Regions from separate parts of the Homo sapiens genome. Here regions 1 and 3 are each linked to region 2. Evidence: chromatin contacts called from ENCODE Hi-C or POLR2A ChIA-PET data. All regions are on one chromosome and are shown on one strand. The core of a region is the stretch at or near the end of the contact, and the rest is flanking DNA. Distances in the headings are between cores, read along the strand shown. Region 1 overlaps CEP128 (centrosomal protein 128). Region 2 overlaps DIO2-AS1 (DIO2 antisense RNA 1). Region 3 overlaps CEP128 (centrosomal protein 128).

Region 1 (3,771 bases), core at 183-2,682, 200 kb after region 2:
CTGAGATCACCTAGTTAGTACAAAGCCACTTCTACAGCTTTGCTCTCCTATCATCCTGCTCTGTCTAATCATGCTCTCATTTGTACCTCTCAATACTTAATTGCACCCTTCTTCATACTGATTTAAAAATAAAATACACACTTGTCTGTATTCTTCTGACCTGCTTTAAAAGTTCCCTGAATCAGGGCGTCCGTGACATTTTTTTTTTTTTTTTTTTTTTGTTTGACAGCGTCTCATCCGATGCCCAGACTGGAGTGCAGTGGCGCCATCTCGGCTCACTGAAACCTCCACCTCCTGGGTTCAAGCGATTCTCCTGCCTCAGCCTCCTCAGTAGCTGGATTACAGGTGCCAGCCAGCACGCCTGGCTACTTTTTACATTTTCAGTAGAGACGGGGTTTTACCATGTTAGATGGGCTGGTCTTGAACTCCTGACCTCAAGTGATCCGCCCGCCTCGGCCTCCCAAAGTGCTGAGATTACAGGTGTGAGCCACTGCCTCTGGCCCATCCATATTTTACATCCATGTTCTCCTTAACTACTGCCTTTCTATCTTTGATATTTAACTTATATCCCCAAAATTGCTCACTCCACCCACACCATTGCTGTATGCCACTGCTCACTCGTTAGGTGCATTGTTCAAGCACATGCATTTGGAATGATGAACACGGTTATTAACCTGTGCTGATGAAATATGGCTACTGGGCATCGCTGAGAAGCACCACTCTATGCAAACAGACAAAACACAAGAGAATATAGGTGAGACCCCTAGATAGTTAAAGTGACTTAATACTGTGATAACAGCGTGATTAGTATCTTTCATTATAATGAACAATCTTGTTGTTTGTTCTTATCAGCATGGAAAGAGCTGAAGGGCTGCTCTGCTCTTCTTATCAGCATTGAAAGAGCTGAAGGTCTGCTCTACTCTTCTTATCAGCATGGAAAGAGCTAAAGGGCTGCTCTGCTCCCTTGCTCACCACTGACATGTTCGTGTTTTCTTTTATTACTCTCTGGTTTGCTGTTCCATACAAATAGCAACTCAACTACCATGTAAATTGCTGTGGTGAAATTTGCTTCCATCAACATTAGTTAATGAAAGATCTTTGGTAAAAAGGGCAGCAGCCCTGTGTATTTTCCTTGGATTGGTTCCAATTTTTTAAATGAGCTGATACTCACTCATTATGACATAAAGTCATTAGAGGGAGAAAAAGCCATATAAAAAAGCAGAACATCATGGATGAGAATTGGATGATCCAGCTGTCCTGTTTTGTTTTGTTTCTGCTTTACATTTCTCTGGAACACTTAGGGTTAATATATCACGACCAAGTTTTTGGCTAAGATAGTTTTATATCTCTTCCTCTGCAGTCTTTGCAACCAGTGATCTGGCTGTTTAAGGAGGTTTGACACTTTTTAATGTTGATTTTGGTTTCTGGTAGCCAAGAAGCAGATAGATTGTTTGTTTATTTTTCAAAGGTGAGTCATGTCCAGGTGTGTATGAGCAATTACACCCATCTAGTAACTTGAACCTTCCTAGGGAGACTGAAGATCAAATTGAGAAATGACTATATTTTTCTTTAACCATTCCTATAAAATGCCTCATCCATATTACAACTAAGCCCAACTGATAATGGAGAGAAAGTTATAGAAACAGAGGCTTCTGACACAGCAACATTTATAACAACAGCACTGGACAGAGTAACATTGGCAGCAGAATATGTTGAGTTACTGATTGCAGTTTAGAGAAAAGCATTTAGCTCTGGCTCTTGTAACTTACTATAATTCAGTGCTCCTGTCCAGTGTTACTCTGTGTGTCTCGACATTTACCAAACACAATAGATAATGCAAATTCTCAAAATAATTCAATATTTTATTAAAAAGTAAATTTATGATATTTCTATTTGTGAACAGATTCATATATTTAAATATATTCATATATTTGATTCATAATTTCATATAACAAAATTCATCAGATAAAGCAGCACATTACAACCCTTATGAGCCTATAAATGATGGACTTAGCCTTCTATTATTCCATTCCAGATACTCAAGACATTAGCTACATGCCAGAGATAACGGGTCAGTTTCTCTTTTTCTTCCTTAGCTACCCAGTTATTGGAATCATTGACATTTTAGAGACAAGAGAACACAGAAATAATCTAATCCTAGGGTTGCTTTTTTTTTTCCTAAAGAAGTACAATTCTGTCTTATAAGGGAAATCATATATACTTTCTAATGTAAATTATAAATAGGTAATTTAAAAAGCTGAGAAGGAGCTGCTTTTAAGGAAACAGAAGTGGAGGGCCTGGGGGCCAGCCCACCAAGCTCCTTCCTATCCTTGGGCAGACCCCTGTGGTGGCATGGTGAAGCTGCAAAGCTCCAAATTATCCTCACTGAAAGCTACTGATCTAATCTAGTGTCCTGGGGTTACACAGTGGAGGACTGAGTTCCGAGATCAAATGCCTCTGTCAATGTCACATAGCTAGTTAATGGTGTATCAATCTGAGCCCAGGGCTTTTGAATTGGACCAGGGTCCAGTACTTTTTTTTTCTTTACACAAAAGTGACTGCCCTGCTTTGACTTTCAAGATTTGTATTGAAATGACACAGTATTCCAATGCCTATATATTTTCTAATGCCTCTCCAAACAGAAACAAAAGAAAACTTCATTAAAGCACTTGTGTAACATCGACAATCTGTGGGAAGACCCACAGTTACCAACTGTCCACGTTAAAATTCCTCAGTTTTGGGAGATGACGTCCAAAAATATGGCTATGATGGAAAGCAAATACCTAGACACTTGAGAAGGCAGTTGTTTCAGCAAGATATATTCAATATACAGCACACAGAAGATTTCACAAAATCAAACAGCAACACAAAATCTGTTTCAATGAATGACAGTTTCTCAGCTTAATATAACATTTACCAGCAAACATTTTTCCTATTTTATTATACTAGTAAAGAAAAATTGAATAAAGGTATAACAATATGACTATATTAGCTCAAATACCTAAACAACAATCAAATGTGTTGGGCTTTCAGTTAATATATGTAAAACATTTAAAATAGTGCTTGGTATATAAGAAGCATTATATACGTATTAGCTCTCAGTATTTTTTTTTTAAATCACCCTTAAATATCTCTGCTAAAATCAGGAAAATGTGCAAAACAAACAGTTGTAATTTAAAACAAACAAACAAAAAAGGCCTATTAGTAAACTGCTTTTAGACATCATCCATTATAAGTAGCTACATTATTTAGAACTCTGCCATATCTACTGCCACCCACTGGTACATATCTGGATATACCGCAATGAGTTAAGAGTTTTCTCATCCGGCCTTACCACAGAAAACACACAGGTTAAAATGAAGAACAACATTCAAAAAGTATGGCTATCCCTTGTGGTTTGTCTCAGACACTGAAACAACATGCTGGTCTACAGATGGAGCCCAATTGGTCCAATAAATGAAAGGTTTACAGTTCACTGTCTGTCTTGGGTATGTGGTAAAACATCCAAATACAGGTACTCATGTTTTTCTTTGATGTTAATTCATTTCTGGTGAAACTTTCCACTTCGACAACCTTAGAGATTTAAAACCACTTGCCACAAAACTGTCACAGTACAGAAAATAGCATAATAATCTACCCCATTCCACCTCATGCTTGAGTCTGGCACTGAGAAACATCCTGATATAGAATGAAAGTTCTGACTCAGTCAACTATTAAGTTTTCTGTCATTTCTATTGGTAACATGAGCAGAGAAAGTAAGAACATATTCAG
Region 2 (3,478 bases), core at 659-3,158:
CCTTGGAACTGTGGGCAGGCACAGCTGGGCTTACTCTGTATTCTACATGTAAAGTTGCAGTACTGTGAGTTTTCTCCCATCAAAAGAAAACACTGAATATTATATTCAGGCACCAAACTATCTGTCAAAAATAATCATATGAATAAAACATGGGCCCATAAAGAAGGAGCTGAAAGGGGTAAAGAAGAGAAGCAGAAAGGCAAGTGGGACATGAAGACAGTTAAAGAAATAGGAAACTCAGGAGAAGACGCTGACATCAGGTTTCTGCACTCAGGATTCAAGAACAAGGGAGTGAGGACATGTTCTGTGGGCATGGCAGTGGTGAAGGGCACGTGGTCAGGCATGAGACTTTGTGCAGTTAAAAGGCTCTTGCCCAAAATAAAAGCCTACCTTTGTTTGCAGCTCTGTCCTTTTAAACTGGAACATCACTGTTCAGCATGCTCTTTGCTCTATGCAATTGCAAGCACTTTAGCCTGCTGCCAAATGACGTAGCTGGTCACCAGAGAAGCTGCCGAATGCCGCTGAGCAGGGGGAAGAAAATCCATGGAATTAGTCCTGAACGTTGCAAAAGAAGCTGCACCTCTCAGCTACTGTGTTAAGTCATATTATAATTGTCTCTCGGATCACATGTGAGCTTTTTCCACAGGTGGGATAGAGCCAGGCTTCCCGGTGCCAGCATGGCCCCCCAGGCCTCTACAAACTGGTCTGCAGCTGCTGTGTCACTTGCCCTTGGCAGAATTTAACAAGATAAACTGCTTCCTTGGCATTTAGTTTTACACTTAGCATGGGTTATATTTATACTTTTTGCCTATTGGTGATGACCAACTTGGATGACCCACTTTGAGGTCACCCAAACAACCTAGGCATAACTGATTCAAAAATATCTTTAAAACAATAAATACATCACTGTATGAAAACATGAACACTTCTATTTTCTGAAACAACTATTTAGAGAACACCTTTACTGATAGCTAGAGGCTATGTGGATGAGAAAATTATACCAGTGGGGTGGAGAGCTCCATCATGAAACAAAAATAAGCTTGCATCACAAAACAGAATTCTATGGCCCTTGATTCAGCCGTGTCTGCTTGAGTTTGCATGATTCAAAATGTAGATGTGGTAGTTAATGTCAAACCATCCTTAGGTAACTAGATGTATCCCTACAATGCCCAGGTGAATAACCTGAGATGAAAGCTAGATATTTTTAATGCTTTTATGTTAAATGGAAGGCTGAAGCATGTTTAGCACATTTAGCATCATGTGTAAAAGTGAGGAGAAGGAATATGATCTGAACAGAAACAAATTATCTGTGAATAAAAGAAAAGTGGAATGTCCTGGGTGTGGAGGTTGGCGGCTGGTTCTCAGAGTCTGGGCCTGGGACCAGCAGCATCAGCCATACCTGGGAACTATTTAGAAAAACAAATTCTCAGGTCTCACACCAGACTTACTGAACGAGAAACTCTCTTGAGGGAGCTCAACAACCCATAGTTTAACAAGCTTTCTAGCGATTCTGATGCACACTCATGTTTGAAAGCATCTGAATTAGGACACGAAGACCCAAGTACAAGCGACAGAAAAGCAAGACAGAGCACACCGTCTTCCCCTAAGCAGGATTACGAGGGCAGAACTTCAATGTCTCTAAGGAAAGAAACCCTAATCCTGGAGTCTATAAATTATTAGAGTCTAACAATCTAAACAATTCTGATAAAGAGATGAAAAGTCATTAAAGTAAACTTAAATTGTTTTTCAACTGAATGGGTGACAGACATGATCCCTGTCCTTGTGACATTTGCAGAATTGCTACAAGTTCACTGTAAACAGTGTTTTCATCCCCAAATTCTTAAGTGACTGAAATCAGCCTTAAGCCCAGGCAGCTGAAGTTTTTGTGGTCTGGCAAGTATTTGGTATGACTCTCTTCACCTGAATCTGAGCATTTTCCCTCTGAATCATTCACTGAGTGAGAAGAATTCGAAAAGGAGTTAATAAAATACATTCTTTGTGGTTGGAAATTATAATATCTTCTGATCATAGACTGGCTAAGTCAGTACAAGCAAATGAGATGCAGATAAGAAACATACAACACTTCTACATTGTGTTGTCTAATTATTGTACATATCTAGAGAAATTTCTAGCAGAGGTCACTGGTCAAAGGGCATGTTGAAGACATTAAAAATTCAAGAAGGGAAAAATGTACTATAATAAAATAAGCTTGAGTATAGAGTGAATGTGGTTTGTCCAACCTAAAGCTAAGTGCCAGAGAGATTTCTTCATCCTCCTTACCACCCCAAATATTACAAGCAACTCTGAGATATTAACAAGAAAGAGTTTTATGTGACTGGAAGTTTCCTTTTGCTTTTAAACTCTTTCATTTAGCGTAGATTAAAATGGCACTGTGTGCTTATAAAAGTGACATCTATTTGCTAGTTCAGTTCCCCCAGGCTAGGAAAGTAAATGGATGTTCTGGCAAAAAGTCGTAACTAACCCTCAAAGTTGGTATACCAGCCATGCTTGAGAAACACTTTATTTAGTCAGTGTTTCCTATTATGGAAGATGGTACAAGATTACATTTTGAAAAGACTGGGAATATTCTAATAAAATTTCTTTTTTTGATATGCCTAACTGGTTTTTAAATATTGTTGTGAACCTCATATCTCTCCTACAAATAGACATTTCTAAAGATGCTTCAAAAAAGACAAACAAGGCCAGGCATGGTGGCTCACGCCTGTAATCCCAGCACTTTGGGAGGCCAAGGTGGGCAGATAACGAGGTCAGGAGATCGAGACCATCCTGGCTAACACAGTGAAACCCCATCTCCACTAAAAATACAAAAAATTAGCCAGGTGTGGTGGTGGGCACCTGTAGTCCCAGCTACTCAGGAGGCTGAGGCAGGAGAACGGCTTGAACCCGGGAGGCAGAGCTTGCAGTGAGCCGAGATCGCACCACTGCACTCCAGCCCGGGCGACAGAGTGAGACTCTGTCAAAAAAAAAAAAAAAAAAAAAAAAAAAAAAAGACAACCAAAGATGTTAGCTTCAGAGCCATCATACCAATTTAGTTCCAGCATATAGAAGTTATTTCACTGAAAAACTAACATTTGCTCAGCCAGGCCCAAGAATCTATGAGTCCATATTCAATTTTCTCTGTACATTCTCCTTCCTTCCTTCGTTTCTTCCTTCCCTCTTTCCTTCCTTCTTACCATCCTTCCAAGGATGGCAGCCTATGCTCATATATCTGCCAAAATTTTTGAGGGCACTGAAAAGAAATATACAAAATTAACAATCTAATATTTTCAACCTGCAGCTATAATCAAAACACAGATAATGCTTTAGATGAGCCTAAATTTTGTAACTTTCCCTACCATCTTATACTCACCACCAAGAATAGACAAAATTGTTTATCACTTGTTTTAAGATAATGCAATTTTACTCTGGGGTGCCATGTCATTTCTACAGATCATCAACCAAAGTTCTAGTGTAGTTC
Region 3 (3,823 bases), core at 626-3,125, 180 kb after region 2:
AAAGAGCTAGAAGTCATTTTATTTGAAATTATTTGAATACATTTAAAATAGTATTCTTTGCCAAACTTTAAGATAATGAAAAGGGAAAGGCTTTGATTAATCATCACACACAAAAGGTCAGCATTTCTTACAGTGATTTAAAAAAAATTCAAACAAAATCAAGACAAAAATCACTATCTCAGTGTAGCAACATCAAAAAAAGCTTTAAAATGTAGCATAAGTTGGCTTTGAATATACCAAATGCATCTGTGATTTATATATAAAATTGTATGCTATCTATTAAAAGTCAGTGAAAGAAGTTTGTCTATACATCAAATACTCCAGGATGGGTGGCATTGGAGCAGCTTGCACTGGTTTCCCAATCATCCTGTGTTCACTGTAACCATCATTAGATACCTGTAGTCAATTTCTGTTCATTCATTTCACTGGCTGCTTATGTGCCTTTTCAAACAACCTACTTCAGCGTCTAAAATAACACAACACACATATTGAAGAAAAAAAAAACAGCGAGGCTTAAAGATTTTGTCTGAAAAGTTGTCAAGGAAAAAAAAAAAAACCAACATTTTGACTTAGGAAGAAAAGCCAATTTAAAGTGATATGTCATGTTCTAGCCTACAGGGAAGCCCAATAATGGTCCTTGTTGCCTGATTTTCAACCTGGGTGTGGCAAATCTCTGATAGAACCAGAAGCAGAAACAATCACAGGATTTAAAAACAGACTCAAGGTGGTTGATCCACATTTCCAATATGTTCTGTCATTTACTACTATTGCCTTGACAGAGACCTGAGGGCAGCCAGTTGTTCTTCTGTAGCTTTCTTCTGCTGTGTTCTCTGGTGGGTGTTTTAGTTTGTGGTTTTATTATGAGGAGATTATTGACCATTATACTTCAGTTTTGACATTGTTCAGGAAAGGCTGCGGTTGTATTTATATTGAAGTGGGGTATGTGTACGGGTTTGTGGGGTGAAGAATACAAGTGGGGAAAACAAAGAAGATGAAGAGAAAGATACAGAAATGGGGGTCTATTGGTTTGTTGGGACAGATTTCAGACTGGAAAATGCAGCCTGAGCGGCAAGGTAGGGTTTTATTTAAAATCCCTATACATACTTCTAGGTAGCTATATGAAACTGACACCAAAAATTCTGAGACTACCCTTTAAATTTCAAATCACGAAGCAAAGCTATGAGCTTTCTTTTCCTTATTTTCCTTTAAAATAATCATTTCAAGATTCTTCCTTTAAAGCACAACGTAATGTGGTACATAGGTGTGTGCTACAGAATATCACTACAGACAAAATGAAGGGCAAGAGACAGAATTATCTTTCTCCAGGGACTGTCAAATTCTCCAGTGAAACTGCTCGTAACAGGTAACAAAGGTGAGTGACATCTGGACTGGAGAACAACTAAAGATTATTTGCAGATAAAATAAAGACTATGATGGTGGCTAGGGGCAATGCAAAGGACAACCAGTGCAATTTCAGATGCTGACTGTCCCCACAAAGAGATGGAGAAAGAGGAATTGAGGAGTACCAGGAGAAGGCCAACAACTCAGAAACCAGCACACCATATATTTTTCAAGGATTTACATTTAAAAAAAAAAAAGTACACGACACCAGTCGTGAGGTTAGTCATGTATCAATGGCATATGCCCTGAACTCCTATGCAAATCATATTGCAAGAATGATTATGGCATAATTTATGAGCAGGCTTGTGTCATGCAGAACTTGTGGAAAATAAGAGGGTATGCTTTCATTTTCAGGTACACAAAGGGTTGTGTATCTGACTGCCACTGAATATAGTTGGTCTAATGAGACTCCCTGAGGCTGACATCTCCTTTGTTTCCCCGAAGGGCACATATCTCCTAGGCTTCTAGGTGAAAAAGTTTACAGAGAAACCCATATAACCACAGAATCCTTCCTCCCACGCCGTGTTCTCCTGAGTCTTTAAATTACAGCACTGGATTGTTAACTATCATGCATGTCACACAGCTGAGTCATTAAATGCTACAAGTAAATAGTCCACCTTTGGAATTAATGACTTACCTTTGGGCAATTCCAGTAATCCACATCATAATTTACATGCAGAGTCATTTACAGGAACTAATGCACAAGGAACATTGTAATGGAGACTCTTTCTTGCCCGTCACTCTCATATTCTTTCTGTGTGCTTCTGTGTTCAGTTACCCCTCAGCATTCTACACTAGAGGGGCTGCTGATGAGGATGATCAACATCGAAGCAGAAAGTCTTAAACTAATACAATGGCTGAGATGGGGTAGCTTTTTCTTGCTTCTTAATTCAGTTTGACTGAGATTAAAACTATTATTAATCTCCATTTCCCAACACACACGCGCAGGTAAGAAGGGAAATGTAGCTAAACAATTTAAAGTAACCAGATTATCTGCCCTCTGATTATCATTGGTACACTCTTCTTTCTAAGAACAACGAGGGGAAAAAAAAACCAACAACTAAGTTTTTAGCTGCACTTCTGGGAAGCATACATGAAGGCTGACTTATCCTATATGCACTAAAATAAAGCAGATGTATATTAACTGTTCAGTCCCAAATATCCTAAATATTCCTACCTATGAAATACTTAACTGCTTTTTCTTCAAACTGAGCTTCACTCTGATTTCTCACTGCAGTCTGACTAGCATCTTCCCAAGGTGGAAGTTTAAACAGTAGCTTCGGCTGTTTGAGAGAGATGTGAGTTATGAAAAAGAGTTGGAAAGCTCTATTATCTTAAAGTAATTGAAAATGTTATAAATAGTAATAGCTATAAAAACAGCACTAATTTGACTATAATAATTTCAAACAAATTTCTAAATTTCTGCATTTAGAGAAAATGATATGATGTAGTACTTTTAAAATGGTCCCCCAAATAATTCCTTACCCAAATTAAAGTCACAAATTTCAGGGACATTATTACTTTAAATCTAAAACATTTTACTTTTCAGGACTATAAATAAAGAGTAGTGATTTAGCTCAAAGCATCCTCAACTGTATTGCTTTCAAAATCATCCCTGGAAGTAAGTGATCTTAAATTCCAAAGTCTATGAAATGAAGGAATAAATTGGATGAGAGTTTGTTAATAGCCTCACCTGGGCAGTTTTCGCCGGTAATGACAGCTACTCACAACCTTACCTGTGGATAATGGAATGCTGATACAGTGTGGTTGTAGGAGTTCAGAAAAGTCTGATTACTCAAAATTATACTTTCTTTCCATTTACCAAATTATTTCAAATTCTACCAACAGAAATTTATTCTTTGAGGAAAAATTCAAAAAAATATTCTTATTAGACTCTCCCTATGCCAGTTAACAGTTAAACTAGTTCATTCTAAAGCAGGGGTAAGCAAAGTCCAGGCAGGCACCTGTTTTTATAGGCCCATGAACTGAAAGTGGTCTTTACATGTTTATTTGGTTGAAACCAATCAAAGCAAGGATAATATTGCATAACATAAAAATACTCTAGACAGGTTGGTCAGCTTACATCCCTATGAAGAGGTAACATTTGAGCTGAAACCTAAAAGAAGGAAATGAGCCAGCCACTGAAAGAGCTAAAGGAAAAGTATTACCGAGAGAGGCAGATGCAGAGATCCTGGGATAGGAATGGGTTTCCTTAATTTTAAGAACAAAAGGGACACTGGTATGTGTTATGGCTATTAACGAAAACATCCCTTTATATTACTAGTACCATAAAAATCAAAACTATTTATTGTAAGTTTAATTGCCAAAACTGCATTGGGTACTTTTAACATATGTTCTTTTTATTTATTTATTTGAGATGAAGTCTTGCTCTGTTGCCCAGGCTGGAATGCAGTGGCACAAT

The links. Hi-C counts contacts between places; a loop is a spot of excess contacts on that map. ChIA-PET counts read pairs that join two places held with the same protein, here RNA polymerase II (POLR2A). Pooled maps may share reads with other maps.
Region 1: a map of PC-9 shows a loop between it and region 2 (12-fold over the local background). The contact joins two enhancer-like sites. A Hi-C loop is called at or near these places in 3 of 168 maps with a recorded cell type or tissue (MCF 10A, PC-9 and mammary epithelial cell) and 3 of 50 pooled maps. POLR2A ChIA-PET finds 5 or more read pairs at or near these places in 2 of 52 experiments (MCF 10A and PC-9).
Region 3: a map of PC-9 shows a loop between it and region 2 (4-fold over the local background). The contact joins two enhancer-like sites. A Hi-C loop is called at or near these places in 1 of 168 maps with a recorded cell type or tissue (PC-9) and 2 of 50 pooled maps. POLR2A ChIA-PET finds 5 or more read pairs at or near these places in 3 of 52 experiments (H1, OCI-LY7 and PC-9).

What each region holds. Positions count from the first base shown.
Region 1 is chr14:80,583,944-80,587,714 of GRCh38, forward strand. All of the region lies in intron 19 of CEP128 (centrosomal protein 128), which reads right to left. Among named protein-coding and RNA genes, the nearest start is that of CEP128, 360 kb to the right of the region's middle. Within about 2 kb of position 1,433, at least 3 of the 41 ENCODE cell types and tissues checked have a DNase peak (open chromatin) inside an H3K27ac peak, as active enhancers do; they include PC-9 and mammary epithelial cell, where a contact is called at or near this core.
Region 2 is chr14:80,387,288-80,390,765 of GRCh38, forward strand. All of the region lies in intron 5 of DIO2-AS1 (DIO2 antisense RNA 1), which reads left to right. Among named protein-coding and RNA genes, the nearest start is that of DIO2, 180 kb to the left of the region's middle. Within about 2 kb of position 1,909, at least 3 of the 41 ENCODE cell types and tissues checked have a DNase peak (open chromatin) inside an H3K27ac peak, as active enhancers do; they include PC-9 and mammary epithelial cell, where a contact is called at or near this core.
Region 3 is chr14:80,566,361-80,570,183 of GRCh38, forward strand. All of the region lies in intron 20 of CEP128 (centrosomal protein 128), which reads right to left. Among named protein-coding and RNA genes, the nearest start is that of DIO2, 360 kb to the left of the region's middle. Within about 2 kb of position 1,876, at least 3 of the 41 ENCODE cell types and tissues checked have a DNase peak (open chromatin) inside an H3K27ac peak, as active enhancers do; they include PC-9, where a contact is called at or near this core.